Regions from separate parts of the Mus musculus genome. Here region 2 is linked to region 1. Evidence: chromatin loops called from intact Hi-C (ENCODE). Cell type or tissue: gastrocnemius. All regions are shown on one strand. Links, peaks and the distances in the headings refer to the core of each region. The heading gives the core; the rest is flanking DNA. Region 1 holds the start of Gm25202 (a small nuclear RNA gene). Region 2 overlaps Cask (calcium/calmodulin-dependent serine protein kinase (MAGUK family)).

Evidence for each region. A loop is a pair of places that touch in the nucleus more often than their neighbours do. Peaks named below come from ENCODE experiments on the same cell type or tissue, not always from the same donor. Only the 100,000 strongest peaks of a DNase experiment are listed, where the experiment ranks them.
Region 2: it touches region 1 in a loop (4-fold over the local background); 4 of 42 quality-filtered maps call a loop at or near these places.

What each region holds. Positions count from the first base shown.
Region 1 is chrX:14,307,285-14,319,533 of GRCm38, forward strand. Gm25202 (a small nuclear RNA gene) reads right to left here and starts at 8,307; the gene lies at 8,117-8,307. In gastrocnemius, for the core only: a CTCF peak has its summit at 5,668; a DNase peak (open chromatin) is centred at 5,646.
Region 2 is chrX:13,704,584-13,716,832 of GRCm38, forward strand. Cask (calcium/calmodulin-dependent serine protein kinase (MAGUK family)) reads right to left here. Exons shown (of 27, transcript NM_001284503.1): 3 at 10,083-10,188. Among named protein-coding and RNA genes, the nearest start is that of Gpr82, 49 kb to the left of the region's middle. In gastrocnemius, for the core only: no CTCF peak of the experiment used is centred there; a DNase peak (open chromatin) is centred at 5,782.

The DNA.
Region 1 (12,249 bases), core at 1,848-9,847:
TCTTGAGGGACATATGGGTCCTTTCCAGGTTGTGACTATTATAAATAAGGCTGTTATGAACATAGTAGAGCATGTGTCCTTATTACATGTTGGAGCATCTTCTGGGTATATGATCAGGAGTGGTATTGCAGGATCTTTCAGTAGTACTATGTCCAATTTTCTGATGAACTGCCAAACTGATTTCCAGAGTTGTTGTACCAGCTTGCAATCCCACCAGCAATGGAGGAGTGTTCCTCATTCTGCATATCCTGGCTATCATCTGCTGTCACCTGAGCTTTTGATCATAGCCATTCTGACATGTATGAGGTGAAATCTCAGGGTTGTTTTGATTTGAATTTCTCTGATGACTTAGGATATTGAACATTTTTTAGGTGCTTCTCAGGCATTCATTATTCCTCAGTTGAGAATTCTTTGTTTAGCTCTTTACCCCATTTTTAAATAGAGTTACTTGGTTTTCTGGAGTCCATTTTCTTAAGTTTATATATATATATATTGGATGTATATCCTATATATATCAGATTTAGGATTGGTAAAGATCTTTTCCCAATCTGTTGTTTGCCTTTTTGTCTTATTAACAATGTCCTTTGACTTAGAGAAGCTTTGCAATTTTATGAGGTCCCATTTGTTAATTCTTGATCTTGCAGCCCAAGGCATTGGTGATCTTTTCAGGTATTTTTCCCATATGCCCATATGTTCAAGGCTCTTCCTCACTTTCTCCTCAATAAGTTTCAGTGTGTTTGGTTTTATGTGGATTTCCTTGATCCACTTACATTTGAGCTTTGTACAATGAGATAAGAATGGATCAATTTACATTTTTCAACATGCTAAGTGCCAGTAGAGGCAGCACCATTTATTAAAAATGTGATCTCTTTACCATTGGACGGTTTTAGCTCCTTTGTCAGAGATCAAGTGACCATAAATGTGTGGGTTCATTTCTGGATCTTCAATTCTATTCCATTCTGTCTGTCATTGTACCAGTTCCATGCAGTTTTCATCACAATTGCTCTGTAATACAGCTTGAAATCAGGGATGATGATTCCACCAGAGGTTCTTTTATTGTTGAGAATAATTTTGGCTATCCTAGGTTTTTTTGTTATTCTAGGTGAATTTGAAAATTGCTCTAACTCTGTGAAGAGTTAAGTTGGCATTTTGATGGGGATTGCATTGAATTTGTAAATTGCTTTCGACCAGATAGCCATTTTGACTATATTAATCCTGTCAATCCATGAGCATGGGAGATCTTTCCATCTTCTGAGATCTTCGATTTCTTTCTTCAAAGACTTGAAGTTCTTAACATACAGTTCTTTCACTTCCTTAGTTAGAGTCACACTAAGGTATTTTATATTATTTGTGACTATAGTGAAGGGTTTTGCTTCCCTAATTTCTTTCTCAGCCTGTTTATCCTTTGTGTAGAGAAAGGCCACTGATTTGTTTGAGTTAATTTTATATCCAGCTAATTCACTTAAGATGTTAATCACGTTTAGGAGTTCTCTGGTAGAATTTTTGGGGTCACTTATGCATACTATCATGTCATCTGCAAATAGTGTTATTATGACTTCTTCCTTTCCAATTTATATTCCTTTGATCTCCTTTTGCAGCTTAATTGCTCTGGCTAGGACTTCAAGTACTATATTGAATAGGTAGGGGGAGAGTGGGCAGCCTTGTTTAGTCCCGATTTTAGTAGGATTGCTTTAAATTTCTCTCCCTTTAGTTTGATGTTGGCTACTGGTTTGCAGTATATTGCTTTTTTATGTTTAGGTATGGGCCTTGAATTCCTGATCTTTCCAAGACTTTTTACCATGAATGGGTGTTGGATTTTGTCAAATGCTTTCTCAGCATCTAAGGAGATGATCATGTGTTTTTTGTCTTTGAGTTGGTTTGTAGAGTGGATTACATTGATGGATTTCTGTATAGTAAACCATCCCTGCATCCCTGGAATAAAGCCTACTTGATCATGATGGATGTTTATTTTGATGTGTTCTTGGATTCAGTTGGCATGAAATTTATTGAGTGTTTTTGCATCCATCTTCATAAGGGAAATTGGTCTGAAGTTGTCTTTGTTGGGTCTTTGTGTGGTTTAGGTATCAGAGTAATTGTGGCTTCATAGAAAGAATTGGGTTGAGTACCTCCTGTTTCAGTTTTGTGGAAAATTTTGAGAAGCATTGGAATTAGGTCTTCTTTGAAGGTCTCATAGAACTCTGCACTAAACTCACCTGGTTCTTGGCTTTTTTTTTTTTTTATTATTAATGACTTCTTCTATTTCTTTGGGGAATATGGGACTGATCATTAATCTGATCCTGATTTAACTTTGGTACCTGGTATCTGTCTAGAAAATTGTCTATTTCATTGAGGTCTTATAGTTGTGTTGAGTATAGGCTTTTGTAGTAGGACATGATGATATTTTAGCTTTCCTCAGATTCTGTTGTTATGTCTCCCTTTTCATTTCTGATTTTGTTAATTAGGATCCTGTCCTTGTGCCCTCTATTTAGTCTGGCTAAGGGTTTAATCTATCTTGTTGATTTTCTCAAAGAACCAGCTGCTGGTTCATAGTTGATTCTTTGAATAGTTTTTTGTTTGTTTGTTTGTTTGTTTGTTTGTTTCTGCTTGGTTGATTTCAGCCCTGAGTTTGATTATTTCCTCTCTACTACTCTTGGGTTAACTTGCTTGCTTTTTTTGTAGAGCTTTTAGGTGTGCTGTCAAGCTACTAGTGTATGCTTTCTCCAGATCCTTTTTGGAGGCACTCAGAGGTATGAGTTTTCCCCTTAGGACTGCTTTCCTTGTGTTTTTAAAGTTTGGGTAAGTTGTGGCTTCATTTTCATTAAACTCTAAAAAGTCTTTAATCTCTTTATTTCTTCCTTGACCAAGTTATCATTGAGTAGAGTGTTCTTCAGCTTCCATGTCAACTTTTTTTTTTTTTTTTTGGTTTTTCGAGACAGGGTTTTTCTGTAGCCCTGGCTGTCCTGGAACTTACTCTGTAGACCAGGCTGGCCTCGAACTCAGAAATCCGCCTGCCTCTGCCTCCCGAGTGCTGGGATTAAAGGCGTGCGCCACCATGCCTGGCTCAACTTTGGCTTTCTATTATTCATGTTGTTATTGAAAATCAGCCTTATGCTGGGCATGGTGGCGCACGCCTTTAATCCCAGCACTCAGGAGGCAGAGGCAGGCGGATTTCTGAGTTCGAAGCCAGCCTGGTCTACAAAGTGAGTTCCAGGACAGCCAGGGCTATACAGAGAAACCCTGTCTCGAAAAAACCAAAACCAAAAAAAAAAAAAAAAAAAAAAAAAAAGAAAATCAGCCTTACTCTGTGGTGTAGTCTCCCCTCCCCCAGCCTGAAACCTGCTTGCTCAGGGGTGGAGCTTCCTGCTCATTCGTTCTGCCACGCCCACTTCTAGAACCTGCGGAGCCACACACGTGCACCTTTCTACTGGACCAGAGATTATTCGGCGGGAATCGGGTCCCCTCCCCCTTCCTTCATAACTAGTGTCACAACAATAAAATTTGAGCTTTGATCAGAATGAATTTGTCTTAGATCCGTTTCTTCTTTCGCCCCGTCTAGATTCCTCTCTTACAGCTCGAGTGGCCTTCTCAGTCGAACCGTTCATGTTGCGAGCTGCTGGCGGCCGCAACACTGTGGTGATCTGATAGGATGCATGAGATTATTTCAATATTTTTGTATCTGTTGAGGTCTGTTTTTTGACTGATTATATGGTCAGTTTTGGAGAAGGTATCTTAAGGTCCTGAGAAGAAGGTATATTCTTTTGTTTTAGTATAAAACATTCTATAGATATTTGTTAAATCTATTTGTTTCATAGCTTCTGTTTGTTTCACTGTATCTCTGTTTAGTTTCTGTTTCCAGGATCTATCCATTGATGATAGTAGTGTGTTGAAGTCTCCCACTATTATTGTGTGAGGTGTAATGTGTGCTTTGAGCTTTACTCAAGTTTCTTTAATGACTGTGGATGCCTTTGCATTTGGAGCATAGATATTCAGAATTGAGAGCTCTTCTTTATAGATTTTATCTTTGATGAGTATGAAGTGTCCCTTCTTATACTTTTTGATAACTTTTGGTTGAAAGTTGATTTTATTTGATATTAGAATGGCAAATACAGCTTTTTCCTTGGGACTCTTTGCTTGGGAAAGTGTTTTCCAGCCTTTTACTCTGAGGTAGTGTCTGTCTTTGTCCCTGAGGTGGGTTTCCTGCATGAAGCAAAATGTTGGGTCCTGTTTATGTAGCCAGTCTGTTAGTCTATGTCTTTTTATTGGAGAATTGAGTCTATTGATATTACAAGATATTAAAGAAAAGTAATTGTTGCTTCCTCTTATTTTTGTTGTTGTTTGTGGAATTATGTTTCTGTGACTATATTTTTTTGGCTTTGTTGAAAGAATATTTCTTTCTTGCCTTTTTTTAAGTGTGTAGTTTCCCTCCCTGTGTTGATGTTTTACATTTATTACCCTTTGTAGGGCTGGATTTGTGTCACGATTTTGTTTAAATTTGGCTTTGTCATAGAACAACTTAGTTTCTCCATCTATGTTAATTGAGAGTTTTGCTTGGTATAGTAGCCTGGGCTCGTATTTGTGTTCTCTTTGGGTCTGTATGACATATTCGTAGGAACTTCTGGCTTTCATAATCTCTGGTGTGAAATATGGTGTAATTCTAATAGGTCTGTTTTTATATGTTGCTTGACTTTTTCCCCTTACTGCTTTTAATATTCTATCTTTTTAAAATGCATTTGGCATTTTGATTATTATGTGTCAGGAGGAATTTCTTTTCTGGTTGAGTCTATTTGGAGTTCTGTAGGTTTCTTGTATATTCATGGGCGTCTTTTCTTTAGGTTAGGGAAGTTTTCTTCTATAGTTTTGTTGAAGATATTTAATGGCCCTTTAAATTGAAAATCTTCATTTTTATCTATCCCTTTTATCCTTAGGTTTTGTCTTCTCATTGTGTCCTATATTTCCTGGATGTTTTGAGTTAGGATCTTTTTGCATTTTACATATTCTTTGATTGTTTTGTCATTGTTTTCTATGGAATCTTCTGTACCTGAGATTATCTCTTCCATTTTTTATTTTCTGTTGGTAATGCTTGCATCTATGGCTCCTGATTTCTTTCCTAGGACTTCTATCTCCAGAGTTGTCTCCCTTTGTGATTTCTTTATTGTTTCTACTTCCATTTTTAGATCCTGGATTGTTTTTTTTTTCAATTCCTTCACATGTTTCATTGTGTTTTCCTGTAATTCTGTAAGGGCTTTTCTGTTTTTCTGTTTCTTCTTTAATGGCTTCTACCTGTGTACCTGTGTTCTCCTGTATTTCTTTAAGGGAGTTATCAATGTTCTTCTTAAAGTTCTCAATCAGCATATATATATAATATGATATATAATCATATCTCAAATATATAATGAAATATGATTTTATATCTGAATCTTGCTTTTCCAGTGGTTGGGGTATCCAGGACCCACTGTGCTGGGAGTACTGGGTTCTGATGATGTCAAATAGTTTTAGTGTCAGTTGGTAAGATTCTTGCATTTTCCTTTCACCATCTGGTAATCTCTGGTGTTAGATGTTCTTGCTGTCTGTGGCTGGAGCTTGTTCCTCCTGTGAATCTGTAAGACTGTGTTAGCACTCCTGAGAGACCAGTTCTCTCCTGGTGGAGGGCTGTGGAACAGCCCCACCTCCTGGCTGCAGATGTAGGTCCGTAGGACACTGTCTTAGAAGGTCTGCCACTTCTGAGGCCTGTGCTCTCCTGAGTGGACCCACCTTAGAGAGTTCTCAATACAATCTTTTGGAGGTCTATAAAATACTCTGAAATGTGGAGAATAGAAAGAGCAAATTTCACTTTTTCTTTAGAGTGGAGCAATATTAGTGATTATGTAACAAAAAATAGTTGCATAAACAAGACCTGAAGTCTGATGTTTCAATAAACAAGCTAATATAGAAGGGGGAATATCTCATGGGATCCTACACCTAGACAAAGAAAAACAGGAAACTGATAATACTGCTGAGAGAGAGAGAGAGAGAGAGAGAGAGTAATATCCTCTGCCAGGAATGAGCCTCCTGACAGGCTTAATAATACAAAGTAGTTGTTCCTGAAAGAATATTCGCACAAGCAACAGAAATAGACTCAACAGACTATATATATATATATGTGTGTGTGTGTGTGTGTGTGTGTGTGTGTGTGTATGTATGACTTTTTGCATATATAGTTAAAATATAAAAGCAGATGATACTATCAATTTGAACGTGACAGGGGAACATGGAAGGATCTGAAATGAGCAACATGAACAGGGGAATGATGTAATTGTGTTTTAATTGAAATGCATTTTAAAATGAAATTACAAACCATAACTGGAGTTAGGAAGTGATATGGAGAAACGTATAACAAGGAAGATGAGTAAGAAGTGTTGGATTGTCCAGGGAACAGTCTTCACTGCCACCACATTGGAACCATATGAATTGTTGGAATAAATGTTTGAGGGAAGGGAAACTGCAGGATCCAATAGATGCCTGAGGTTAGTGTGTGTATTTGATAGCATGACATAGAGAAGAAGCCAAACTCTCTAACCTGGCAAGACAACCTATTTCTATAAGGTGACATTGATACCTTGTGTGGTTACTTCACTCATGACCTTAACACCTGTCATTGGTCCTGAATTCTTAAAGGTTCCACCACCTATAGGTATTGTTACATTGAGGACCAAGTTCCCAGCACATGAACCTTTGGGAGCTACACTTAAACTATGACCTAACTTTTACAGATGACTACCACATTTAAATGCAAATGTATATTTAAATCATTATGTAAATCAATTGATGTCTGTTTTATTTGTATGGCTTTATGAGCTTATACCTATATCTGAACTTATTTGTGTAGTATATATGTGTAAAGCCCTTTTACTTGTTTATTTTATAGTTAAAATAATATAGGTATAAATAAATAAAATCTATTTATACATAGGTATAAATACAATCTGGCCACAACATGAAGACAGCAAGGAACCCTGAGTGAAGTCAAAATTCATTTCTTCCGGTAACAAGCCCTTGGTTATAGAAAGCCCCATGAAATCATGCCAGATGTGAGCTCAACAGGAGAAATGACAGATGGTATGTGAAGCTAGCTCACCTGCTTTTCCTTCACATTTCTTTTATCTTTCATGACTTGAAATGTGTAGATTCAGAAAAGTTCATGGAACGAACCTACTGGGAAAGTTGTAATGTGATACCCTAATGGCAAAACTTTCCTTTAGGTTACATAAGAAAATTAGTACGGTCTCAGGGTGGATAATTTCACCCTAGCTATAAATCAAGCAGTGCCTTCCATCAAGGAAATGGCAGTTGGGGCTGGAGAGCTGGGCCGGTAATAACTACCAGAGAGCTTTAAGTGATTATGAGAGATGCCTGCTGATGTGCACTTTGGACTTTTCTGTGTCAGCACTAAATGTCTTGATTCAGGTTAAACAAAACCTACTTCTGCTTGACAATAGCCAGCCTCAGCACACTCTCTCCTAACCAGATTGCCAGAGCTATTTTATTCAATGCCATGAGACTAGGGGCCACTTTTCCATTCAGCACCAAGGAAAAGATATCTTACTATAGTGGACAAGGTTATTCTTTCCAAATGATTCCAGCCTCCACCCGTCACACCACGATGCTCTCAGTCAACGGGTTAGCAGGAAAGCTGTGAAAATCTATTGTTGGTCGATCTACAACTGCCAAGTGCTAGTGTTGATTCAATTTAATAAATGATGAACAATTCAACACATAATGGCATGCCTTTTCCTTGGCCATGAAGAATTCTTCATCAGGGGATTTTTTTTGTTTGTTTTTGTTTGTTTGTTTGTTTGTTTGTCTATGTGTGAAGTTGATAGTTCTTTAACTTGTTCTTGCAGTGAGTCTGGAGTAAGATTCTGTTTATTAAGAGATTTAAAGAAACTAATCAGAGTTCTAGAGTGACTGACTAAGAGTACAACAACAGCCTACCTCAGAAAATAGTGACAGGGGCCAGTCATTTCAGACAGAGAGAGTGAGCAACGATAGAAACAGACTAAGAGTAATAGTGAAGCAAGAACCGCAGACAAAAGAAAAGCTGCAGAAGTCTACTTTTCAAACCACTCTTATTCCCCGGAGGGGGTGCACCGTTCCTGGAGGTACTGCAATACCAGGTCGATGCGTGGAATGGACGGAGCAAGCTCCTATTCCAACTCCTACTTCCAAAAATCCATTTAATACATTGTCCTCAGATAGAGGAAGTATCAGATATTAAATTGATAAGAACAGATACTACACTTGATCTTAGCCAAAAGGCCGACGAGCAATCATCAGGGGATTTTAAGAAGTCATATGTGGGGGAGATTTCAGAGCAGATTTACTAAAAACATTGGGAAGAATAGAGCAGCCATTTTTATATAGAATCCCCTCTTTAAATTCTAAACTTTTAAGGAAACTATTCCTGAAGGTTGATCTTTTTGTACACATTGATTGAGAAAATAAGTAAGATATGATCATTTAAATATAGTATATAGTTGGATTTTTACTTTTACTCATCATAAAAGTATCTATAAGTAATTTGAAGTTTAATAGCATGTATATATGTGAGGTACATAAAGCATTAGCTGATATGTAGATTCATTCATGGGCTTCCCTCCTGTTTTCCTAAAGGAAACCCATAGCTCAGAGGTTGTAAATTTAGGTGGAGATTGTCTTCAGACGACACACATTATTCTTCCTCCAATAGGCCTCCTTCATCCCAGTACATAGTGGGTTGAATGCATACATGACCATTCTGGAAGGAAGGGAACAAAATAGAGAAAACATCCTTGAAACAGCTACTGGGTGCTTCCTATTTGTGGCAATGAGGAGAAAGTAGGATCCATTTGGGGTAACTGTGCATGTTTAAAGCCTGGTGTTGCCAGGCCCTGTACATATCATGTTGTCAAAGGATCATCAGAATTTGCTCAAGTTGAATTCCTGCTTTCAAGATCTTACTATGTCAAGTTCTAAGATCATAATGTTCCACTGTCGCTTAAACTCTGTCTTGTGATAATTTTATTTGCTTTGTGTCATCTGTAAGTGGGGACTGGGTAGAGAGAGAGGATCCTTTTATCAGCAAAAGGCTTGGTGTGTATTGCTTTCTAAAAGGGTAATCTTCCTGTAATACAGATTCCTCAGCTTTGTTTTATTTTCTGTTTTAATTTTCAATTTGTACATTTGAATTTTAAACAAGAAATGTATTTTTCATCAAATGGCAGGGAAGTGCCTTTGGAAGGGCTCCAGTAGATTCTTTCATTCCTATATTCTGTGTCTCCTGCTTGTGTGTGTGTGTGTGCGCGCGCGCGCGCTCACACACGTGCATGCTATATATCCTGTCATCCACATGACTTTCACAGACCCTTTAAAGTTAATTAAAAAGCTTTGCATGGTCTGCCAGATATGGGTAGGAAAATTCCTCTGTAACCTTTTGTACCAGATTAAAAACCTCTGACAGTTGGGGATGGTGCCAAATTTTAAATGAAGTGTATGGGGTAAATTCAGTAAGATGTACGATTTAGTCGGGTTCAAAGCGACTTGGTTTTGGTTCAGCAAGAGCCAGGGGATTGAAGAAGAGTGAACTTCTTCCTTGGAAAACCTTATAATCTAGCTTACCACTACACCTCCCCCACTAAACACTCACATAGGAAAATGTTGCCCAAGCTCTTATGAGGTATGTCTTTAACAGAAGATTCATCTATTCCATATAGGTTCAGAAACTATGTATATCATATTCTGTACTTGTAGATGCTTGATGCATTTCAAACCCAGGTTGTTACACACACAAAAAGATTCATTTTAATTTAACATAGTACTTTCTAGATATCTTTGGCCATTCTACAATTTTTGCCTAATAGCCCTTAACATGTGATCTCGATACTCCACAAAGGACTGGGTTTAAATTTCTTTGAAAATAAATATTTTGACACACAAATCTTATAAAAAGCCAAGATTTCCTGTGATAAAAATAAAGGCTACATTCCCAGAGGCTCCCATGAAAACACAATAAACTAACAAGCAGATTAACACTGAGCCTTAAGTCCAAGTTGTTCCAGATTTTTGCTGGGTATCAGCTCTGTTTAGTGGTAATGGAATATTTTATATTTTCCAAAAGAGAGCTGGTAAGGCAGATCAAGAACCAAGACCTTTATGTTCCTAGTTATATTGTCCTAAAGCACTACTCTAAATGTAAAGTTACAAAAACTGTCAGGCAAACTATATTACCATGATCCACCATCAGCTATGTGTTCTCAGTACACCATTTGTCCTATCTGCTCTGTGTTCATTGTGTAGTAGGTAGGTAAATGTGTGGTTTGAATATGTTTGACCCATAGGAAGGAACACTATTAGGAGGTATGGCCTTGTTGGAATAGGTGTGGCCTTACTGGAAGAAGTGCATCACTGTGTGGGCAGGCTTTGAGGGCTTCTAATACTATACTCAAGCTCTGCCCAGTGTAGAATAAGATCCCTTTTTCTGGCTGGATGCATAAGAGTCTCCTCCTGGCTGCCTTGGGATCAAGATGTAGAAAACTTAGCTCCTTTAGCACCATGCCTGCCTGGACGCTGCCATGCTTCCCACCTTGATGATAATGGACTAAACCTCTGAAACTCTAAGCCAGCCTCAATGAAATGTTTTATTTATATGAGTTGCCTGGTCATAGTGTTTCTTCACAGTAATAAAACTCTAAGACAGTAACCCTATGATGTTTGCATCTACCTGATACACAAGTGATGTGTGAAATACATAAAGCTTAAACATCAAATTCTAGGCAGACTCAGTACATGTGAAATAAATGATGGAAGCTATATATAGCAAGATATATTTATCTAGCACCTTGGATCCAGAAAATTCAGATGTTGCTTTAGGAACTTTCTGGAATTTGATTTTAAACAATTTGTTCACTCCTTGGCTAGTTGAATACACAGATGTGAGACCTACAGGGGTGGAAAGCTGGCTACATTTCTAATTTTATTTATTTTTTTTTAGTAAGGGCAGAGTCTAGGCCCCAGAAGAAAGCAGTCAGCATTCTCAGGGATTTAACTGTAAGCTGTTAATGGAGAGTTTACAGAGGTTAAGGGAACCAAGAAAAGAGCGAAAATACACTCAGAGAATATCAATAACTGGAAAGGTGTTAATACCCAGTCACTTTTACTTCACGTTTTAAAGCTAATGAATTCTTTCTCATGAAACTAATATTAAATGGCAATGTTTCAAATTATACATTGGAAAGACACAACAAAGTAAGATTCAATGCCGATTTTCATGAAAGGAATCATGTGCAATGACTAATTTCAAAATTAACCCATCTGCCTTATCACAGGTAAATAGCTAAAGTATGCATAGGCTGGTTATGAAGTACTGGGGAAACCTATGGAAATGGCCTGCTATTCTTCATTCTCCGCCAAGCATATTTACATGACTCTGAAGAGGAGTTTCATAACAGCCTAAAGGGTCTAGCTATGTCTCTGGAACTTCACATACAGGGCTGAGGCATTTAACTGTAAAGCTAGAAGGAAGTGATGTGTCAATTGTATTATCAAAGTAAAGATGCTTTAGGACTTATTCAGTATGAGCTTGAAAAAATACACAATCGAATAATATTCTTTATAACACTGTATTTTCTGAGTTGCTAGTTCAGGCAAGAAAATACCTCTGTGGTCAGTCATGGGTGCAAGTGTATGATCTTTGAACAACAATGCTCAAAATAGATTGTGAGCCTTACAAAAATATAGACTTTGATATGAATACCAAAGCAGTCGAAAGGTAGTGTAATCAACTTTATTTAGATTAATGCACACATTTCTAGGTCATGTGCTCGTCATTAATCATTTTTTGAGAAAGTTGGTCTGAGCCTTGACATTTTAAAGATTAAGTAGGATTTCTTTCAGTTCATCTGTCACCTGTAGACCGATGCCCTCCTGTTGTCTCTCCCCCAGTTATTTGTTAGCTTCCTCATTTATTAATGATTTAGCTCCTATGTTACAGTTTTCATAGTGATTATTCTAGGAATACATTAATTGCCCTAATGGAAGATCTTCCACCTAACCTGGCTGTTCAGTCCCTGGCTTCATCGAAAACATTATCATTGAAAAATACACCATCTCCATGGTTATTTTTCAAAGATTTTACTCAATCCACTCTTTCTGGTTATTGGTCCAATACATTCACTATCCATACTTCTTTATTATAAATGAACCTCCTAATCCATCCAGATATCTCCACTCTCTTTC
Region 2 (12,249 bases), core at 1,916-9,915, 600 kb before region 1:
AGTTGTCCACTGACTTCCATGTGCTCGCAACAAACAAACAAACAAACAAACAAACAAACGAATGAATGAATAAATGAATGAATGTAATTTAAAAAAGAACTTGTATGGAATGAAACATCATCATACGCAAACAATACGATCATGTATTCAGAAAATCCAAATGACTGTACTAATTACCAGAATTAAAGCCTGATGAATGGAAATGGATAGCTAGTACCTAAGAACCAAACTAATAAAACTTACTTAACGAAGCTGTTATCATTATCTAACATGTATTGATCAAAGCCACATCTAATATAGATGTACACAGTCTTTATAAAGAAAGCATACAAATTCATTGAAAGAAGTCAAAGAGCTAAATGGGAAGCTACATATGACGTTAACGAATTAGAAGATTCAATATTAATACTGCAAGCAGGTCAATTATTCTCAAATTGTTATAAAGATTAAATATAAACATTAATGTCAAAACTGCCAATAGTTCTATTTTTTTTTTTTTTTTTGGTGGAAACTCATGGCCATATTCTAAAACATTTTTAGAGAATTCAGAGCCAAGTATGTCCTCCAAGCATGCCTGTAAAGGAATGTAGCTGGAAGGACTGACTCTACAAGGTTCCAGAACTCATAAGACAACAGAGTCTTGGCACAATGCCAGGCATGCAAGCAAGCCAATGGGCTCGAACTGTGCCTGGAAACAATCATTCATATATGGTGTTTGATTTATGGTAAAGGCTATACCACAGAGCAGGTTTTTTAATAACTGCTGGGACAATTGAATCTCCGTATGGAAAGACATGAAATTGGACTGCTATTTTACAGTGTATCTCAAATCAATTCCAGATGGATGATAAAATACAAGAGAAAATATCCATTTTCTCAGGCTTGGTAAATGATTCTTCAGACACAAAAATGCTAACAAAAAGCAAAACAAGTGACGATTACATTAGATTAAAACTACCAAAGTCTCTTTTATTAAACAAAACAAAACTAAAAGAATGAAGATAGAGGATTACAAGTGGCAATCAGAAAGGGCAATGAGGAAAAACTTCATCCCAATTAGCAAAATTAAAAAAAAAAATCTGGCATCACTAAGTATCAGGAGGGCTATACAGTACAGGATAGATAATGAGTGTAAGGAGAAGGCGCTATTAGTAATGACCAACAACATGCTGAAATGACGGCAGTTCAAGGAAAGCTAGGGCTTTCCCTGATATTCATTAACTTTAAAATGAATAAATACTGAAAGTCTGTTCATTGCAATGCTTGCTGTATAGTGATGAAAAGGAATAGATGCACAAAGCAACTTGGATGAGTCTTATAGATCTAAAATATACACTGTGTGACTTCATAGAAAAACAAGGGGCAGTGAATTACATTATGCATGCTGCTTATTTGGATGAGACAGCTGGATAAGCATAAAAATGACATGCATATTAAAGCTGTCGTACAGAAAAAGGGGCTATGGTCACAAAGACTTAGAATTAAGGCTACAGAAATGTTGGCAATTATTTTTATTTCTTGATGTGGTTGTAGCTATGTGGATGTTCCTTTTAGAATAATTCCCTAGTCTGTATTTATGTGCATGTATTATTCTAAATATGGTATATGTATTAACTTAAATCTATGAATATTATGTTTGTTAATAGTCATATTCTGATTACCTAGTAATTCTGTTTAAGTAATTGTAATATTAATTGTCAAGTATCTGTGGTATGCTCAGTCATAAATGGGACATTTATTTCAGAGCCCCACCTTCAAGGCTCTGGTACTGTTGTGGATGGGAGGGCAGAGAGATTGTAAAAGGTAGAGGTCAGGGGGAACCTGAGCTAAACAGTTGTCTTCTGGACATAACAAGACTGAAGCAGTTGTGGCTGCCCGCAGATGATCTGTATAGAATTCATTCGAGCATGGAGGAGGAAGAGGCTTACAAGTACCTACCCCTAGCTGAGTAACAGTTATTGCCAGTTGACACCTGCTGGGCGAGAGACAGTCAATTTTCTTTAAAGGTGTGGCCCCTGGTAGGTGGACCATGCTCCTGTGGATGGCCTTACACTCATGAGTATAAGGTCAGCACAAACTGTACTTAGTGGGTTATTGAATTATCAAGGATGAATCAATCTCTCTCTCTCTCTCTAGATGGCTTAGTAGTTAAGAGCACTGGCTGCTCTTCTAGAGGACTGGGATGAGTCTCAGCACTGAAATAGCATCTCACAACTGTCTGTTAAGGGATCTGATGGCCTCTATAGGTACCAGACATGTACATGGTATGCAGATATACACTCAGGCCAAATACTCAGACATATACAACAATAAAATAATGAACACTTATTAAATATTTATATATAATATATTAAATATTAATATATTAAAATATTATATTAAAAAGAATATTAAATACAGCATCATTTCTAATAAGGAGATTATCAAATTAAATGTGGTATATGCACCTCTAGGTATCTTACTGCAGTCATAAAACACTATTCTCAAAAAATCAATGTCACAAAAATGTATAAGGCTATTAAGTAGAAAAAAATAATCCTAAACACGCCACTGATGAAGGTTTGTGAGTGACATTTTTTTGTGACATTATAATTTTTAACCATTTGTCAATTGGTACAAAGTAGGTATATTGTACCAATTTTATATACTTAAAATTATTTATAATTTTTTAAGATTAATTGTACTTTTAAATTCCAGAAAAAAAATCAACTGAATTAATCCTATGGTATCGGCATATCATTAATTAAAATTATTTTATTTGATTGAAGATCAGATTTAATATGCTGAACAAAAATTACTAGAGCGACAATTTCAAATGTATTTTTCTAATAATAGTATCAGAGTATTCTTTGTTTTCAAATATAACTTAGAAGCTTAAAATCCCTGCTACATTATAAAATCTCAACTAATGATTTGCTTCAGTGATCTGGCCACCTAATTTTTTTCTACTACGTGTTAAAATGATACCATAATTACACTTAAAAGTTAAAAACAACTCCAAACCCAAAGCTTATAATTATCTTCATAAGCAATTACATTTGGTTTGTGGAGCGAGTTAACCAATTAAAAAATCCATCTCCTATTTCTCTGTTTTAGTTTACATAGGATTACCATAGCAGATCTTGTGAAAGTTCTGACATGCCCACTTCCAATGTTGGCCCTGATAGGCAGGCATCTGAGGGCTTGAACCTCAGGAAGTTCTTATCTCACTAACTGAAAGGAATGACTGCCTGCATCTAAACTGCAAACAGGAGTTTTGTTTATGCTGAAAATCTAGTTGGGTTTGGGGAGTCTGGGTACATGCCAGGTATAGGGTACCTATGCAGCCACCCCTGAATAAAGACTCTGGGCATTACGTCTCAAATGAGATTCTCTGGTTGGCAGCAGGTCACAATTGAATTGCTGGAAAAGACCATGGGAAGCTTGTTCCCTGGATCTTATGCACCATTTCCTTTTGTTGCAATAAATCATCCATGGATACAGTAACATTGCATCCTTTTAATCTTTTAAGTGAAGCATCAACCCAAGAGTAGTCTTGGGGACCCTGAAATGGTATTCAGAACAACAACAACAACAACAAAAAAAAATCGATGAAAAATTTTGACCAAGAATCAAGAAAAATGTCACTGTGCTTCACAAAAATAGTAATCTGCATCATCATACATAAAAATATCAAACAGACTAGAGAAGGCTATTTGAGATGTATACATTTAAATAAATTAAGATGCTACAGTCCAGATTTTCATTGTATGATAGGAGACAGAGACATTTTTGCTTAAGTGGCAACTTCGCTGGTAAGTAATAATTAGTTCCACTTAGTTAATGAATTTCACACACATTCTCTTCCCCATGAATTCATATCAGACAAAAAAATTAAAGTCAAAAAGAGCAGTTCCAGCCTATTATCTCCTTTGTAAGCTTCAAAAATACAAACTGAGAATGTTATTTTAAAAGATAAAAAAACTATTGTTTTCATGTCAGACGTGTTTAAAATCCATATTTAATTACTGTAAAATTCTCCCTGTGGTATATGTAATCACACTATAATAAGGTAATTAAAATTCCTTAGCCAGCCAATTTAGGATTTACAGCTTAACTCAAGTACCAGACACTACTAAAAACAAGCCTGAATGTGCTACTGAGAAACAAATATTTAAATTTTTTTTGGAGGGGGAAACACAACTCAGCCCTATCTTCAAATCTGAATCTATATTTTAAAATAAGTTTGGCAAATCACTACAAACAGGTTCATATTTAAGAATAATCCCAAAGCAATGGATATAGTGCCAGCACACACACTTGTCAACTGTCTTCCTGTGAGTGCTAGGGGATTAACAATATACTCTCTAAGCATTACTCCTGCTTTAAAGGTCACGTCTCTCACCTGGTGCCATGAAGACTGCATCTGTTCAAATTGAACTCAGGTATGGGACCTAGATACATGCTTGCCTAAGATACTCTACACAGGATTTATTTTCTGCCTTTCTGTCTCCCTCCCTCCTCCCTTCTTCCTTCCCAAGATAGAGTTTTTTTGTGTAGCTTTGGGGAGTTCTGGAACTCATTCTAGCCACCAACTCAGAAATCCACCTGCCTCTGCCTCTCAAATTCTGGGATTAAAGGTAAGTGCCACTAAGACCAGCTTGAACTAGGCATTCTAAGTTTGGAAATCTACTGCTCTAAATCCTTTCCAGTTCTACAATTCTGGTTCTATGAGTCTATATTTAAGTATGCCTTATATTTACACACTATTTCTTTTTTTTTCTTTTTTTATTAGATATTTTCTTTATATACATTTCAAATTTCAAATGCTATCCCAAAAGTCCCCCATACCCTCCCCCCAACCCCCTACCCACCCACTCCCACTTCTTGGCCCTGGCGTTCCCCTGCACTGAGGCATATAAAGTTTGCAAGTCCAATGGGCCTCTCTTCCCAGTGATGGCCGACTAGGCCATCTTTTGATACATATGCAGCTAGAGACACGAGCTCTGGGGTGTACTGGTTAGTTCATATTGTTGTTCCACCTATAGGGTTGCAGATCCCTTTAGCTCCTTGGGTACTTTCTCTAGCTCCTCCATTGGGGGCCCTGTGCTCCATCCAATAGCTGACTGTGAGCATCCACTTCTGTGTTTGCTAGGCCCCGGCATAGCCTCACAAGAGACAGCTCTATCTGGGTCCTTTCAGCAAAATCTTGCTAGTGTATGCAATGGTGTCAGCATTTGGAGGCTGATTATGGGATGGATCCCTGGGTATGGCAGTCTCTAGATGGTCCATCCTTTTGTCTCAGCTCCAAACTCTGTCTCTGTAACTCCTTCCATGGGTGTTTTGTTCTCAATTCTAAGCACACTATTTCTAGTCATGCATATATCAACTATTTCCTAGGATTTTCTAATATCCAACAACATAATTATGCCATATAAGTTCATGAGTGCAAATTAGAAGGAGTATTGGACACACATAGACGGAGGAAAAGACAGATATGGATACCAAATATAAAAACATGCTGGTAATCCAAATATGTTCTTCAGTCTAGCTTTTTCCTTCATAAGAGCTTCCAGAAAGCCATGAAACAAGAAAATCAATGGGCCTAATTTGATTTCTTTCCTCTTTCCCTATCTATTATGTATTGATGTAACATTATAAAACTGTGCAAATGATCCAGATCCCTCGTAACTTGAGCAATGAGCCCTTGAATGCCAGGGGAGCTTACATCTATTGCCAGAAATATGGACCGGATTCTGGAATAGCTTAATCCACACTGCAGCTGTAGATGCATTCTCTTTCTGGGCCAGTAGGTGGAGGCATACACAAGTGTACCAGCATTGCTCTGTGAGCCATACATAGGATCACAGTTTAGAGTAGTTTTAGAGTAACCTCTTTCTGGTTTGATCCTTTGAATCCAAAAGATCAAGAGGTAGAGAAACTGAGCAAAGATAGCTGTGAAGATAGATTTATAAAATAATGGTAGAGAAGAAGAGTTTGATATTTCTATTTTGGTTCTGGCCTTTTAAGAAGAAATCACTGTTAATTTAGCTGTGAATTTATAATCTACTTTCAGATCCCTAGAGCTCATAAAAAAGTTCTAAATTTAGATAGCTGTCATTTAAGATTCATGTTCAATTAGGAAAAACTGAATGTCAAGTTAATAAGATATGATATTGAGAAATTATTGGTGATTTTGTTAGGCATGATAATAGTGTTATCATTTAAAACAGGAGTGTTTCTGGTGAAATGAAACTGCTGTAGCAATCTACAGTGGCAAATGATAACAGGAAAGGATAGTTTGAACAGAGAATGACAAATGTTTTCATAACTGCTAGAGCTCAGTGCTGACTTTCGTTATATTAGTCTCCCTTTCATTTGAAAATTCCCAAAACAGAAGGTGAAAAAAAGAGAATAGCTACATTCTATTAATTTAGGCTAAGATTAGGATTAGGCTATTGATAAATGTTAATCTTTAATGAGATGTCATCTTCAGTCATTGGATTGTTTTAATCACAACAGTATATAAAATCAGCCACAAAAATCTCATAAGGACTGCATCAATACTAAGAAGCCCAAATCCTAGATTTTATGACAACAAAGACCATCTTCTCTCTACTAGTGTTATTTTAGGGCCCTGATACAAGCAGAATGGGGATCAAAATTTAGGTAAATTTTAACATGTTGCTTTCTTTGCTTGTCATTTTAAGATATATGATTAAATCTGCTTTTAGTTCCCTCAGAATAAAAATATGGATAGAAACAGAGTTCTTGAGGGAAGAATAAAATTAAACCAGAAAAGTGATTTTAAAAGAATCATCTTAAAATTGAGTGAGAAGTTAGAGATCCTCTCTAGTCTCAAAGTAAGGCCCTCTACCTTCAGCCATTTTGGATGGCTACAGATCCTTTTGAGTGCAAGGAGGCAAGTGTGTGCCCTGTGAAGGGAGGGGTTGATGGGGTGAAGGATTTGTAAGAGCAGGACAGGGAGGAGAGGTGGGAGGGGGCTGCAATTGGGATGTAATGTGAATTTAAAAATTGACAGTGGCTTCATTCCTGGACTAAATCTTATCATTAGAGAACCTTTCTTACTTAAAGGTGAAATTTGTCTCTTGTTGATTCTAGTGGTGGCCTCTAATGCCACAGTGAACAAGCACATATTCTTACAGATCACAGTTTTTCAAATAACTGCAGATACTGATTATGTTTTCCCTATATAGGTATCTTAGAATATGAAAATCAATACATTTATGGGCATCTATGATTCCAATGATATTTTTAAGGTGTATTTATTTGTATTTATATGAATACACTGTAGGTGGGGTTGCTGAGAACTGAACTCAAGACCTCTGGAAGAGTAGCCAGTGCTCTTAACCTCTGAGCCATCTCTTCAGCCCAACTTCAATGTGTTTAAGAGCTCTTCCATGCCACAGCACTTCATTTGGGATTTAAGTATGTCTAGAAGTACTCAAAAGCCTTTCCAAGGGACATCTGAACTAGATTTTTTTTTTTAAAAAAATTACCTATTATTATCCTGAGCACCACACTATGCATGTGGAAGTCAGAGGACAACTTCCAAGAGTTGCTTCTCACTTTCTACTTTGTGGAGGCAGGGTCTCCCTTGTTTCTGATATACTCTACTTCAGGCTAGCTTGCTTGACAGCTGCCAGGCTATTATGTGGTGGGGATTTAACTCAGGTCATCAGAACTGGGCAGCACGGCCAGAGCTTTTACCCAGTGAAGCCATCCTGCTGGGCTCCAGAACTAGGATGTTTTAAAGCAATTAATTTCCATTTCCTCCCTTACCATAACCTAGTCTGCCTGAAAACAAATTCTATGGTGTTACTTTTCCTTTCATATTTCTGGATTTACAGTCTGCCTTCTCAAAAGAGCAAGTTCTCTCCCCTATCCTCTAAAGTCTGCCTATCTTCACAGACAGTCAGGGAATGCAAAGCCCCTAGAAGTAGCCTAGAAGCAAAGCCTAGCCCTGAGGAATGAAAGGAGCTCGCACCTCATAGCTAGATAATGTGTTCATAAGAGAGCTTGGACTATTTTAGAATTTAAAATCAACACTTAGACGAATGTCATTGGGATGTCTATTAATGTTTTAATTTTATTTTAAAAAAAGTTAGACTTTTTTCTTTGACAGAAATCAAGTCTGACTGGCTCTATGACATAGGATTTCCTTTGCTAGGTAGATCACATAGTACATACTTCCTTAAATGTGAAGGAAATATAGCTAAAAGAACATTCAAAGTGTTGAAAGAAATTTTCTTACAATAAAAGATTTAATTTTTATTTTAGATTTTATTTTATACATAGGTATTTTTCTTGTATATATGTCTATGTACCACATACATGTCTGGTGCCTACAGAGGCCAGAAGAGGGCAAGGGATCTCTTGCAATTGGAGTTACAAATAGTTGTGAGCTGCCACGTGGGTGCCAGGAATCTAACCCAGGTCCTCTCCAAGAGCAGCCAGTGCTTTTAACCTCTAAGTCATCTCTCTAGCTCCATAATAGAAGTTTTTATATATCAACTTATAGCAGACCCAGCTCAAAATTCTAGCATGCTAGAAGACGGTGACTCTACCCTAATGGACTTTCCGCGTGTTTTTGTTCTGGTGATCCTTTTCTATAAACACTGCGGTGTATTGCTAACCATGAATACTCCAGGGTGAAAAAGTAGTGTGTAAGGGTGGGAGTGTGGCTTTGTTTTGAATTCTATATACTTTCTAATTAATGTGGCCTAAGATTCTATTTAGGATTTCTAAGCTATTGCAAACAACTAATCAAAACATTTACATCTTTCCCAGTAAAAAGTCACTTATGTAGCTGAACTTTTCTTCAATTTGAGTTTCTTTGTTTCAGTTCTTTAGATTCAAACTTCTACATAGATAGGTAAAGTATTAGTGAGCCTTCTATAGGGTGCAACTTGTAAAATGCCTCCCTGAGGTTCCCACTTCTTGCTATGTAGGTCTTGGTATGTGAGCTTGATCCAATGACTCATTTCTAGATAATACAATATGCCAGAAGAGATGTTGTGCAACTTTTGGAATTAGGTTCTAAGGTTGATGTCTATTTTTGTTGCTTGCTCTGTCAAAGCTAGTAGCCATCCTAATTTATGAAGAGGTCCAATGACAAGGGACAAAGGAATGCCTCTGGCCAATGGCTCTTGGGAACTGAGGTCCTCACTCATTACATGATTGCTAGCAGCCATGTGAATGAAATTGGAAGCACATCCACCCTCAGTAGAGTCTTAAGATGCTCTGGCCCTTAACTTAGCATCTTGTGAGTGATCTAGAGCCAGAAGACTTATCTAAGTTGAACTTCATTCCTGATGCTCAGAGAGTGAGGTAATACATGGATATTGCTTAAAAGTCACTAAAGTTTAGAGTAATGTATTATGAAGCAATAGACAATGAATACATGAATACATCATCTTATTTTGATATCTTGAATAGTGAAGCTGGTTATCTTCCTTTTTCTATTTTCCTAATCAAAGTCATGGGTTAATTTTAAATAGAAAGAGATTAAAGACAAAATATTGAATAATGATATCCCATAAAGCTTTACATAATCTCTTTGAACATTTATCCAAGCATCTATAGATTATTTAGTTGTGCTTGGCTCACACTGCTCCATCTTAAACAAACTTATGTGACTGTCAAAGTGAAGTAGCATATTGAAATCAAGACACTGTTAGTGGAGAAGTTTCCTTTTATGGCAATATGATTACATAAAAAGAGAAAGTTATGTGTGTTATTATACATTTTGAGTTGCCAGAGAGACTTTCTATGTGGAATCCTCTACTTTCATCTTCCTCTTCTTCACTAAGATCCAAACTCAAGATTTTGGGAGACTCTAGGTCATTTTAGAGCCTCTTCTCTGAAGAGTACTGACAATGTAAGCGTACTTGGTATGGCCAGCTTTTGTTGCCTTTGCCATTTGTCCTTAAATGAGAAAGTCCTTGTTTTTTACCTGTGACTCCAGGTCTCTTGAATCAGATGAGTCCACAACTGTTGCTAAACTTGAAGAAAAAGGTGTTAAGATTTTCTGCAACCAATATCACTTAAAACTTTACTCGAGAAATAAAATGTCCACTCACAATTCAAAAACCATGTAAAGCATCCCATCTGAGCTATATGTCTCCAACAGCTCTACAATGTGTGGATGCTTCAGCATATGACAGATACTGGCTTCCCGCTTTAGATCTGCAAAACAAACACACAGCACACTTCATTAGGTAGGAACAAGAGACAATTAGAGTGAAGGATGAATGAATGGATGGATGTGATCTATGGTAACATGAAGACTTCTCTGTCTAAAAAGATGAAATCCCCCATTTAAACTAAGCTTATCTTCTCACCCTTTCACATCTATGGCAATACAACATTCCATCTTTGTCAGCTTCCATCCAGATATGGGAGGAAGCTTTTACTAATAAAGGTTCTCATTCCTTTGTGCACAGAATCAGCTTGTCCCAAAGTAAAATAAGTGCATGTATATTCCCACAAACTCTTCCAGTCAAGTTTCAGCCTCCAAATTGATAACTTCTCCTTGATCTGCTGATAAGTAACTCAATTTATTGTTTTGAATTTTACCTTTATCTTACTTTTCCTTAAGCCAGATAAGAATAAAATATAGCACTTAGAGACATTTCACAGAATTTATGTGGAATATAATAAGAAATAGTATGGTTTACACAAAAAGGCACTGTTCCCACAGCTAAAGTTAGGATGAATCAACTGATTAGGTTTTGCAGTGATGGAAAAGGATTTCAGGGTCTTCTGTATTATAAATATTTGGTCTGTTGTTAAATTACAGCTCTAGCCTGGGGAATTTTAAAATATTATCTACAAAACATGTTGACTAACTCAGGATCTTTAAAAGAACAAACAGATAATGCAGGTAGCACTACCATGTATAAGATGAAAGTACTGTTTGCAGCTGGGCATGGTAGCATCTCTTTGTAATCCTAGCACTTGGAAGGTGGAGGTAGGAGGATCAGGAGTTCAAGGCTACCTATACCTAGATGGTGAGTTTAAGGCAAACCTGGGCTACATGAGACAATATCTTATAACAATAACAACTACAAAACAACAACAAAATAATCCTATTTGGAAAACAAAATTAATATCAACATCCTCACATTAATGTTGGGCAGGGACATCACTTGTTTTATATATAACTAAAGTCTTCCACTACTAATAGTGCTAAACCTGTTTGCTGATGCATAAAATACAATGTGGTGTTGTTATATCTGAAAGTAGAAGGGGAGACAAGAGAGTACCAAGTCCACACTGCACAATGCAATAGACAACATGAACTCTTTTTTTGTTTATTAATTCAAACTTAGTCCTGTCATCAAGAGTAATGGTTGCAGATAAAACCTTACAAAACCTACTCACATACAGGCAACATAAAGAAAAGAAGGCAGTACAGAATAGGTACCATGAGAAACGGAAAGATCAATAATACAATGTTAATAAAGTCAAGCACATAGAGAAAATAAAGGTATATAAAGGTTGGAATCTGAGAAAAAGCCATGAACATTCTGAGCTGGTAAAGTTCCAAGGAGAGGTCAGTCAGTGTCAGGAACTAGGGAAGTCCTGAGTGAACGTGTGCTATTGGCATGTGCACAGCTGTGTCTAGGACCCAAAAGTTCCAGACCCACGGGAGTGGCACAGCCTTCCCCAAGTGAGGCTCAGAGGGATGGCAAAGCCTTCCTGGGGTCCAAGTGGGAATGTTGAACATCTAAGAAATAAAGAAGGTGGATATGTAGGGAGCAAATGAAGTCCCGAGTGAATGTGTGTGGTTGACAAGGGCATACATGGCAAGGACTCCAATGCCTTAGACCCGTGGGAAATGGAAACACTTCTCTTGGCTTAGGCTCAAGGAAATGGCAAAGCTTTCCCTCCTGGTTCAAGTGTGCATGTGAAAGTGTATGCAGAAAATGCACACAGTAGCTTTCTCTCTCCTCCACACAATGTTTACAGCTTGAGGACTGTTTCTGTTCAGACACAGTTGCTGTTATGATTGCTAAGCATGCCTGCTTGATTTAGCTGTATACCATAAGCCCTGCCTCTTTGATTCAGCTGTAGATTATAATTATGCTGAGCTTGGGGGTTGGGGGAGTACTACAGCTTCTCCATCCTAGAACACAGACCACTTGATCCCATCTTTTCTTGTATCTGTCCGTTTTTCTTCCCTCATCACTCCTAGGCAGGGTCTTGGAACCCAGGCTATGGAAGGATGTGGCAGGTCAGGGCTGA